3 separate regions of the Homo sapiens genome follow, and regions 2 and 3 are each linked to region 1. A link is a contact called in ENCODE Hi-C or POLR2A ChIA-PET data. All regions are on one chromosome and are shown on one strand. Each heading gives the region's core, a stretch centred on a gene start or an enhancer-like site at or near the end of the contact. The rest is flanking DNA. Distances are from core to core; before and after follow the strand shown. Region 1 holds the start of NMD3 (NMD3 ribosome export adaptor). Region 2 overlaps KCNAB1 (potassium voltage-gated channel subfamily A regulatory beta subunit 1). Region 3 holds the start of SHOX2 (SHOX homeobox 2).

Region 1 (3,653 bases), core at 418-2,917:
GCACTATGCTGAGCTCCAAAGACATTTTCAGATGGCTTATTCAAACCCACTGAGCTAACTGATGGACAAGGGAAGAGTAAAGCATCACAGGGAAGGGGGCCAAATTTCCTGCTTTCACTAACCACTGAATTCCTATTTTTCCTTTGGTTTTTACTTTTGGCCACAAAGCTAGTTTCTCCATAGTTACTGTTTTCCTGTGAGATTAGGGTCATTCTAGACAGAAGGACTACAATGTTTACAGGGTAGTTGTGGTAAGAAGCCAATTTATTTTAGATTTAGCTAATTGGTCTGTGCTGAACGATTCCAGGATTATCGTTTAAAAGTCTCTGTAGTAATCTCTTTGAAGAGCACTGTATCATTAAACCTATTTAACAGCAAAAAAAAAAAAGTTAATTTGAACTTAAATGCAAGAAATTAAAAATTGATAACTAAGATTTAAGATGTTCAAAATTTAAAAATTACTACATTATAATCTCCAATAAAAATCAGGAAGTCATCCGAGCTACTCGGGAGGCTGAGGCAGGGAATTGCTTGAACCCGGGAGGTGGAGGTTGCAGTGAGCCGAGATCACACTACTGCACTCCAGCCTGGGCAACAGAGCGAGATTCCGTCTCAAAAAAAAAAAGTAAGTAAAAAGTAAATTTAAATAGCCACACGTAGCTAATGGCTACATATTGGACAGTGCCGATCTAAAAGGATGTATGGTAAATATTTTAACCCTCTTAGAGCTTATATTTACTAGAACAAGCTTTATAACCAGAAACTAATTCGATTTTCTACAGAAATAAGACTTCTATTTTTTCCCATTTATGACAATATACGCTCTTTCCCACCCACCCTCAAGCGTTCTCCATAGTGAGTTTCCCGGGCTCACTGAAGATTTTCACATTTAAGGGGGAAGGAAGAAGTGTCGCACTCACATGTGTCCAGGGCTGCGGTCGGTGGATTCTGCCATATACTCCATCGTTCTGTATGCCTTAAGTTCTTTTAAAAAAAAAAAAAAAAAAAAAAAAAAAAAAGAGAATGTTGGGATTTAAATCACTTTACCTAGTCTCCTCTTTTTACGTCTTCCTCCAGTCTCTCTGAATAATTAATATATTCACAGAACTTCGAAAAAGCAGGAAAGAAGGAAACCCAACTCCACTGGGTAAGTTCGTTAAAAAGAACTTTAAGATGAGGACCATGGGATTTCCTGAGCTTCCCAGCTGCAAGACCCTCGGGCCACCCAGCTCTGCCGCTGACCTCCATCTCACCTGGGCTCCAACCCTGGACGACCAAGGGCGAGGTCAGCTCGGGATTGTGGACGCCCGGGCCCTCCCGCTCTCCACCAGCCCAGGGACCGCACCGGACCACCGCGCCTCAGACCCACGCCACAGGAGTCTCCGGACGGCGTCCCGGCGCCCGAGGGCCACCCACGCCGACCCCCAACCCCGGGGCGCGACCGCACACGGGTTCCGGGCACGCGGCGCTCACGCAGACTGAGCACGGCCCCGAGGCCGGGGAGCCCGCCCCATCCGCTACTCAGGGGCCCGCGGCCGACAGCCCAGGTCTCGGACTCCGGAACCTACTTCGCGCCTCCAGACCAGCCCTGGATTTGCTGAAAACCCGCAACAAAATAGACCCCGGCTGTCCCGTCAGCTGCCAACCTGGCTGTCTCCGCCACAGAGAAGATCTCGCGAGCGAAATGCTCGAAATCCCGCGGCCCGAGTGACGTATTAAAAGGGACGGGGTGGGGACGAGGAAAGGGGCGGCACCGACGGGCGGAAGGGTGATGGGAGCGGCCTGGTGGCTGGGAAAGCTCGCGGAGAGAAGTCCCAGGGGCTCATTTGCCGTCAGTGACTGCTTTTCAGTTATCGTCTCGATTTTCCCAGGCCAGGGTTTACTCCAAACCAACCTCGCCCGTATATTAGTCTCTTTTCAGCTATCCCGACTGTGAGCTTGCTTCTTGATTAAATGATTATTTTATATAAAAGTTATCTGTAAACGGTACCTTATGCAAAGAAACTCCATCCAGGGCAGTGCCTTTTGTCTGTTTGGTTCACCGTCATATACAGGCCTGATGCCTGCCACATGCTAACTGCTCAAATGATTATTTGTTGAAAGAATGAAATGTAAAGCATAATTATCTGTGAAGAAGTCTATGCGATTTTTAGACAAATTATTAATTATGTGCTTCCGGATAGTGCATTTAATATCTTCTTATGACTGATTTATCCCTCAAACTTGGAGCAGCACAGACCGTGTCTAATCTGTCTCATGACAGCCTTTCAAATATTTGAAGAGTACAACCATTTTTTTTTCTAAATCCTCTCATCCCAAATTTCAAGGAATAAGCAAAGGCGTTTTGTAGAGGGTGATCAGAGACAGCCTCTCATCATTTCTTGCCCAGAATACTTAAGTAGCCTCTCGTCTGTTGTCTCTACTTGTAGACTTCAATTCATCCTTCTGAAATGCAGTTCTGATTTTGTCACACTCCCCTGCTTTTAATCCTTCAGTGGCCTCTGATTACCTTCAGCATTATTTCCAGTTTCTTTGTGTGGAAAGAAGACCTTTCAGGATCTGATCTCCACATATCCTGTCCTACTCCCAAGCACACGTACTCGCAAGCCATGAAGACCAACTGGCAGGTCCTCACAGAAAATAGTCTTCCTTTGCTTCTACCCGGGACTCGGCACTAAAGATTAAGCCTGAATTAGTTTCCTAGTGCTGCTCTAACAAATTATCACTGATTTAGTTGGCTTAGAAAACACAAATTTGTTCTCTTCCAGTTCTGGAAGCTACAGGTCTAAATAGATGGTGAGGGCTGACTCTGGAGGCTCCAGGAGAAAATCCATTCCCTGGCCCTTTCCAACTTCTACACGCTGCCCACATTCCTTGGCTTGTGGTCCCACATCATTTTGCAGTCAGAGTCTCCTTTTCTCACCCCCACCCCCCCGCACCCCTCTTACAAGGACACTTGTGATTTCACTGGGCCCAACCAAATAATCCAGAATAATCTCTCCATCTCAAGAAATTTAATCACATCTGTAAAGTTCGTTTGCCATGTTAGGTAATATATTCACAGATTTCAGGGAATAGGACATCTTTGCAGAGCCATTATCCTGTCCACCATACATCCTCTCTTTTCTGACTCCTTCGGTCCCTAAGGGCCAGAGGAGTTACATGCTCCTTCTGTATATATGGTTCTATGATAACACCTTTATACGAGGTATATGCCTCTATAATAGTGCTTTGAATTGGATCATAAATTTTCTACTCTGCATGCCCAGCAGTTTCAAAACCCTGGAGAGCAATTCGGGTCTTGTTCTTCTTGGTGCACCTAGCACAGCAGCTGACACAAAACAGACCCTCAATATATATTGGTAAATTAATTATCCATTTAATACCCACCACAACTCTGAAGAGACAGTGTTTTTCTCCCCGTTTTTTCTATTCACACTGCCTATGCCCTCAACCAAACACCACTAGGAACACAGCTGTAGTTAAGCAGCTTCTGTCTATTTATTACTCTTCGAAGTGAGCCCAGACACTCACCATGGATACCCTTTGGGTATCTCAGTAAGAGGGTGTTTAGAACAAACCTATCATAGGATTGGGGCTTTGGGCGGGTGTTTTCGGGGAGGCCCTAAGAAAATAGAGGTTTTTCTATAGAT
Region 2 (3,653 bases), core at 750-3,249, 4.7 Mb after region 1:
TCCCATGCTGGGGTGGATGGAGCTCACAGCACAGTTTTCTTCATACGTGCCCTTCTCACTAGACCCCCTTTACTCCCCTCTCTCAACTTTTATACTTTTGAAGCCAGTGAGGAGCTCCAGAGTCACTGAACAGAGAGTAGGGTAAGAGCAGAAGGGAAAGCTTCTCTTTGTAGAAGAAAACCAACTCCTAAAGAAAGAGGAGCTGATGGAATCAGGAAAGCACCGTCTCACAGCCCTCCTTATAAAAGCGGACACAGGCAGGGATCCTTGGTGGGTGCTAAAACAAGGTTGTGGGGGACAGGCTATTCACATAGTCTCAAATAATCACATTCTAGGTTATTTATTAGTTATAAAGTTAAAGAGGTACTGTCACAGGGGAGAAACCTGGCAGACATCACTTGAATCGAGTGATCAACCTGAACAGGACCAGCAATGGGATGCAGCAACCCTCCTGGGCCCTCGGAAAACAGTGTGGAAAATACTATGGAATAGTATGCAGACAGAAAAAAGAATGAAATCATGTCCTTTGCAGCAACATGGGCGGAGCTGGAGGCTATTATTCTAAGTGAAATAGAATCAGAAAATCAAATACGTCATGTTCTCACTTGTAAGGGGGAACTAAACAAGGGCTACACAAGGACATGAAGATGGAAATACTAGACAATGGGGACTCCAAAAGAGGGGAGGGTGGCAGGGTGGTGAGTCTTAAGAAACTCCCTATTGGGTACAATGTTCACTATTTGGGTGATCAGTTCACTAGAAGCCCAAAGCTCAGCATTATGTAATATACCCATGTAACAAACCTGCACATGTACCCCCGAATCTAAAATAGAATAAAATAAAAAAATTTAACAGTCATGACAATTAAATGTACTGCAGGATTCATGCCCCCCCCAAAAAAGCAAAACAAATAAATCCTATAAAGGACATTTTAGAAAATTTGAATATGGCTTGAATATTCTTGAGTATGATGATTGTGTTATGGTCATATAGAAGAATGCCTTATTCTCAGGAGATACTGGAGAAAATATTTATGAATGAAATGTCACAATGGCAAAGAACAAGAGAGGGAAAAACAAAGGCAAAATGTGGCACAATTTGGTAAATGTAGGTGAAGAGTATTGGGTGTTTATTCTTTCACCATTTCTATAAGTTTTTAATTTCTCAAAATAAAAAGTTGGGGGAAGAAAGAGCTATGGAACAAGCTCTTGCACACTTCATTTGAAAGTACAAATGGAGAACTGGCATCTCACTCTAAAATGTCATTTCAATTGTTTCTTGGTGTCTGGCTGAAACTTTGATTATTACATCTTCCAAGGTTTATATATTCCTAAAAGTGTAAACATATGTAACAACAACAACCTCAAAATATTTGTGCAGGACAATTACAATTTATAACATGTTTCCACTTATCTCATTTTGTCTTCACAACAATCTTGGAAATAGCTAGAATATTTTTATTCTTCCCATTTTACAAATGAAAAACTGAGAAGCTGAAGGTCTGAGCAACTCAGCCAAGTTTATATACCTAAGACTAACGCCCTCACCTTCTGATTGCAGACCTCATATTTTTTTAGGACACATATTAAATATTCAGGAGGGGGGTTAACAAAACCACTTACTCTCATTATTAATACTTCCTTTTGTACAGAAAGTAAGAGAGAGACTCGAGGGTATTTGTTTATCCCCGGCTGTCTGAGAATTTTCGATTACCCTGACACAGGTGGCTCTGCTCACTGCATTCAATCAGCATGCCAGTAAACCCTCAGAGTGTGTTGCTGCTAAGTCATGTTAGTCTCCAAGTCCTCTGCATGTCACTGCAGATCTGCTGCAGCAGATCGAGGAACTTACAGAAATGAATTCTCCTGAGATCCAGTCAACATCCCCTCAGAATATGGAGTTAAATTTTGTCACAACTCCAAATATCTCTCAGAGAAATGACAACTCACAGAAGGAAGTGCACATGAGTCATAAACCCACAGCCCCAGAATACTAAGCAGCTCTGTTTTTCACCTGACAGCTGGGGTGAGCAGAAGCACTCTCTGTTCTCCCTCTCTCTCTCTCTTTTTTCTTAACTAAAAACAACTTAAGGGAAAAAGAAGAAGAAGAAAAAAGCATCCTTTTGGAGCTTGGTGAAGTCCACAGACTTGTTGTGAGAAGGTACAATAGTCTCCCAAACATTTGGCCCACCTTGTTTTTCCTTTTTTAACTTACTGAATGATACAGATTGAATCTCTTCTGCCTTCGCTGTTGAGTAAAGATGTCATGAAAGAAAAAAAAGGTGGGGGAGGGAGGAGAGAAAATAGAGGAAGTAAACTGCATAGCATATAAGCATATCCTTCTTTAGAATCTTCCCTTCAAACCAGGACTTTATGGAATAAGGTTGGGAATCACTGATTTCCAAAGAAAGCGGAAAATACAACACCAGATGAGTACAATTGTTTTTCTGGAGTATAGTTTTCTTTAAAGCCAGCTCTTCACATATTTTCTGCAGCCTTGGCAATTGTTAACTTCTCAGTAGTTCTAGTAAAGGTAATTTCTCTAAAGCTCTTGTTCTTTCTATGGAACCCAGTTGGAAAAGATCATTTGTTAACCAGGGGCTCTGTTCTTATAGATGCATATCAGAATGATCCACAGTCAGAACTTTGTGGGCCTCTTGTTAATGCTGGAAATTTTTCAACAGGCCTGGAAGATTTGCCGGACCTGAGGCAACATGTCAACAACTGAGAGTGGTGAACTCTGTAATGTGCCTTTGCTGTATGACTTAAGATTATTCAGTTCTGCTCAAGAAAGAAAGTGAAACAAAGAAAGAGGATAAATGAAACTGGGTGGAGATGCAAGTAGCTTGTGAGACATAGGCAGAATTTATATGATGAGCATGGTAAAACTAAGTGGATTAGTAACCCCTGAGTCATAGTGGCCATCAACAAAGTAGAGAATGTGCATGCTGAACACAGATAGGAGGGAGGAATGGAAAGAGGTGATATTGACAACATATCCATATGCATACGACATCAAACATTTGAAATATACTAAATATAAATACATAAAATATGAGAACTTAAGTCTTCAGTCAGCCACCCATTGGTGACCCCCATTCTAGCCACAGAAATCCTCTGTGCAAGGAATGCAAATAGTCCTTAGCTGTTCATCAGGCCAAATGATGAGCTACAGGTCATGGCCAGGTGGGCTTGTCCCTGTGTCTTTCCAAGTATACTACTGACCCGGGCATCTTTTCCTTGCTGAGCCCCTTGCTGAAACCTCAGATTTGACCTATATAATCACACCACGGAGAAGGTCAATGTGGTAGATAGAGAGAACAGGTCACATGAGCACTGTGTGTCCCAAGATTTAAGTAGCTGGGTTCTTTCTCCTGCGTGAATTCTAGTGTAATTATTTTAACTGTCCCTATCTCTTCCCCTCTTTCTTCTCATAATGTGTTTTAATTGATTTGATAAACCATGTGACTCATGCATCTTAATTTGTTGTGTTAGCCTTCTTCTTTGAGACCTCTAGGATAACCTGGTAGTAGACCTGGAGACTACAATTGCATCAAGGTAATTTCCTGCATAAAAAAATTACAGCAGTACTATACAAACAGTAATAATAACAAAAATGGTAGCTCTAAATTTCGAGTAGTTACTAGGCAACAT
Region 3 (3,653 bases), core at 341-2,840, 3.1 Mb after region 1:
TACTAAGAGTATTAGATCCAAAATAATGATCAAGTTACCTTTAACTTCCAGAAAGTCTGCATTAATATTCAGAGTACTTGAAAATGTCCCCTAAGCCACACTTAGAGGTATATTTGTTTACACACTTAAATATAACATCATATGTAAATATTCTTTTGTGAGTATGTATTTGCATAGCCACACTTCTCACAGCAAGCCCTGTCCGGCACAATACAGACAAATGACTCAGGAATATAGATGTTCCTCTAACGTAACAAACCGTTCCGATGAAAATAGCCCAGAAATAGAATTTTAAATCGTAAGCGGGGTGGTGGGGGGGGTAGGCAGAGAGACCTTTACTCCTGGCGAGCGTCTCTTTTTTAGCTCTCCGTAATAAATGAAATTAGAGGGGGTACAAACTTAACGTCGATTTTTTTTTCAGACTCGAAGAGGGATAATCTCTTGTTTTTCAAATTAGTAAATAAACTCGGATGTTTCCCAAGATGCTAAAGAAGAAGTCCTGTAATTCACCATAGAGGGGTCCGAGTGCAGAGAGTAAGGGAGAAGGGTGGGAGTTCTGAGACCTCAGAGAGGAAACGAACGAAGTCGAGCTGTCCTTGACCGGGCGCTAAGGAAACACTTTAAAATGAGATCTGTCAGCTAACAGCTGCTGGGGAAACTTGTTAAATCGACTGGTCCCTTTTAGCGGGGTCTGTCCATAGAGGAGTCAGCTGGGCTCCAGGACACGAATAATAGAGCGAATAACACGGACCGAGGGGCGAGGAGCTTGGAGAAGACCCGGACTCAGCCTGCCTGCGAGCCGGGAAGCTCCTAAGAGAAGCTGCGCGGGTCGGAGAAGGTGCAGGCAACCCTGTCTCTGGGCAGGATGATGCTGGGCGGTGGAGCTACGGCCGGCAGGGGTGGGATTGTGAGGGAGAGGCGGGGATGCAGAATTGGGATGCGGGGTCAGGATGCGGGAATGGGATGCGGGGCCTGTAAACTGCTGGGCGGTTGATGCAGGGCAGGGACGAGGAAAAGCAATGCGAAGCTGAGCATTGCGAGGCACCCTGACTCGAAGCAAGGCTGTAGGGAAGGATGCAGTGTCGGGATACCTGACTGACTCTAAGAGCTGCGCACTTGTCAGTTTCCTCTTGGCCCCACCCCGCGGGGTCTATCCAGCTCCCCAGTGTTTAACTAAGTCGTGACACCAACGCAAAATCCACGCCTAATTAAATTAATTAGGGATTCTTGTCAATCCTGGATTAATGGCCAAGAGCACAGGCGGCAGGGGCTATCTGAAAACCTGAGCGGCCGGGGACCGGCCTTCTCTCCCCGCCCCCTCCGGTCCCCCTGTGCTGCCCTACCACTCCAGCCCCAGCCCGCCCGAACTCCAATCTCTCTCTCTCCTCTTCTCTCTCTCTCTCTCTCTCTCTCTCTCTCTCTCTCTCTCTCTCTCTCTGTTTCTCTCCTTTTCCCCTCCCCAACCCCCGGTAGAGGCGCGACTGCTACCCGGGAAGGGGGCTCACTCCGAGTTGCGAGGGGAGGTAATTTACTCAAAACAAGAGGCCGCCGTTAGGAAGTATAAATAGTGGGACTTCAAGCGCAGCGTCGCTATCAGATCTGAACTCTCCGCAGGAAGAATTGTCAAAGATCTTAACATTGAACAAGCGCGCTCCGGCAGGGAAGCATCAGTTCCCATTTCCCTCCGGCAGCCCCCGCCCCTTCTCTTCTCCTCCTCCTCCTCCCTCTCCTCTTCACCCTTCTCCCCCTCTTCCTCTTCTTCCTCCTCCTCCTCTTCTTACTTCTTTTTCTCCTTCTACTTCTCCTCCTCTTTCTTCTTTCTTCTCCTCTTTTTCTTCTTCTTTCTCCTCCTCCCTCTCCTCCCCCACCTCCTGTCCCATTGATGTGTTATTATTGGGGGGGCTGGAGCAGTAAAAAAAGAAGAAGGAAAAAAAGAGCGGGGCTCTGCTGGCAGAGGTTGAGCGCCGGGCTGACGTGCGGCGGCGATGGAAGAACTTACGGCGTTCGTCTCCAAGTCTTTTGACCAGAAAGTGAAGGAGAAGAAGGAGGCGATCACGTACCGGGAGGTGCTGGAGAGCGGGCCGCTGCGCGGGGCCAAGGAGCCGACCGGCTGCACCGAGGCGGGCCGCGACGACCGCAGCAGCCCGGCAGTCCGGGCGGCCGGCGGAGGCGGCGGCGGAGGAGGCGGAGGCGGCGGCGGAGGAGGCGGAGGAGGTGTAGGAGGAGGAGGAGCAGGCGGAGGAGCTGGAGGAGGGCGCTCTCCCGTCCGGGAGCTGGACATGGGCGCCGCCGAGAGAAGCAGGGAGCCGGGCAGCCCGCGACTGACGGAGGGTAACGACCTGACTGACCCCCGGCAGCGGTTCCCCTTCCCGCCTTCCGGACTCCTCTCGGGCGGGAGAGGACTCCGAGGCCCAGCGGGGAGGGGAGAGGGACACGGAGAGGGCCCTGGACCCCAGCTTTGTCAGCTAGAGTGATAGTGGAAGGGTGGGGGTCCGGTGGTATGCTCGGTCATGGGTGGGGTCCTAGTGTGTTGTGGGGGTGGCGTGGGGGGAAGCGTGTGGGGTTTGTGCGCGCCCTTCCCAGATGTTCCCATTCCACCGAAATGCATTTTTCACCAGCGGGAGGATGGGCCCGCAGCCCGGATGGCCCGCAGGCGGACGTGGAAGTTCGCGGGGCCGGGCTGCAGGAGGGGGTGCTGAACCAGACGGCGGGACTAAAGCTAGCCTCTAGCGCAGAGTTTGCCGGGAGGGAGAAGGGGCAGAGGTGGAAAGCTTAACCCTCCGGTCGCCTAGGTGTTTGGGGCCGCCAAGACCCCTCGAACTCCGCAGAGCCCCTGAATCTTTGGATCTTAGGGGCCAAAACTTCCCATTCTCTTTCAAGGTAGAAGGAAGCCAACGAAAGCTGAGGTCCAGGCTACGCTGCTTCTCCCGGGCGAGGCGTTTCGGTTTCTTGGTGTGTTGGGGGCGGGGGGGGGGGGCGGCGGGGGAGGTGGGGATCTATATTTACACAATTCCTTTAGTGTTTTCAATCACCCAGTACTCGGTTCTCTTAGAGCAAAAATCCTTTGGTGCTAGCTCAGTGTTAGGAAACGTCTTTATCTCAATGGCAGAGCGTTCTATACCAATTCAAAGGAGTTCAACAATAAAATTGATTTGGCACTTGGTGCCTGCAGTAACTGGTGTACTGCCATATTTTTCCAATTAAGAAAATATGTGGCATGCGTGGAATCACATATTTAAGCAAGCAATTAAGTTGTTTATGACACGGTCTGTTCCTGTTTAGATCAGTAATTGGAAATTTGGGGACAAAAATAGAGATTTTATTAAGTCTATGGATCAACTTGAAATTTGGACATCTCCTCGAAGCCCCAAAACTTTGAGTGGCATCCACTGTGTAGATGACATGTAATAGACAAAGCCTTCCCACCTCATTGGCAGAATTTGAAGGGTGTGTTTTCATATTTAAATTTCAATACAATATCAGTAAAAATACTTTGCTATTAAATTGGCCCATAATGTTTACTATAATGTTCCTTCCTAAAGAAAGGACAAATGTCCACAAAACTAACTCTGAGAACTAGAAAATACGGCAATATTTAAGATCACCGTAGCTAGAATGCCCGGCAGGGCCGAGATCTAGCGACTCTTCTTCCT

What was found. Hi-C counts contacts between places; a loop is a spot of excess contacts on that map. ChIA-PET counts read pairs that join two places held with the same protein, here RNA polymerase II (POLR2A). Pooled maps may share reads with other maps.
Region 2: a pooled map shows a loop between it and region 1 (8-fold over the local background). The contact joins the enhancer-like site here to the promoter of NMD3 in region 1. A Hi-C loop is called at or near these places in 1 of 37 single-sample maps with no recorded cell type and 4 of 50 pooled maps. POLR2A ChIA-PET finds 5 or more read pairs at or near these places in 1 of 52 experiments (WTC11).
Region 3: a loop to region 1 is called in a pooled map, with 6 times the contacts of the local background. The contact joins the promoter of SHOX2 here to the promoter of NMD3 in region 1. A Hi-C loop is called at or near these places in 1 of 168 maps with a recorded cell type or tissue (CD8-positive, alpha-beta T cell) and 9 of 50 pooled maps. POLR2A ChIA-PET finds 5 or more read pairs at or near these places in 1 of 52 experiments (AG04449).

The regions. Positions count from the first base shown.
Region 1 is chr3:161,219,325-161,222,977 of GRCh38, reverse strand. It overlaps NMD3 (NMD3 ribosome export adaptor), which reads right to left and starts at 1,667. Exons shown (of 16, transcript NM_015938.5): 1 at 1,569-1,667; 2 at 921-984. The coding sequence starts at 964. It also overlaps the pseudogene SRP14P5. RefSeq lists a silencer at 1,305-1,504 and enhancers at 1,424-1,925, 1,985-2,094.
Region 2 is chr3:156,482,782-156,486,434 of GRCh38, reverse strand. The region is part of intron 8 of KCNAB1 (potassium voltage-gated channel subfamily A regulatory beta subunit 1); the gene reads right to left. Among named protein-coding and RNA genes, the nearest start is that of KCNAB1-AS1, 38 kb to the right of the region's middle. RefSeq lists enhancers at 2,561-2,650, 2,681-2,940, 2,174-3,373. Within about 2 kb of position 1,999, at least 16 of the 41 ENCODE cell types and tissues checked have a DNase peak (open chromatin) inside an H3K27ac peak, as active enhancers do.
Region 3 is chr3:158,104,357-158,108,009 of GRCh38, reverse strand. SHOX2 (SHOX homeobox 2) reads left to right here and starts at 1,590. Exons shown (of 5, transcript NM_001163678.2): 1 at 1,590-2,331. The coding sequence starts at 1,986. RefSeq lists an enhancer at 899-1,402 and a silencer at 2,151-2,200.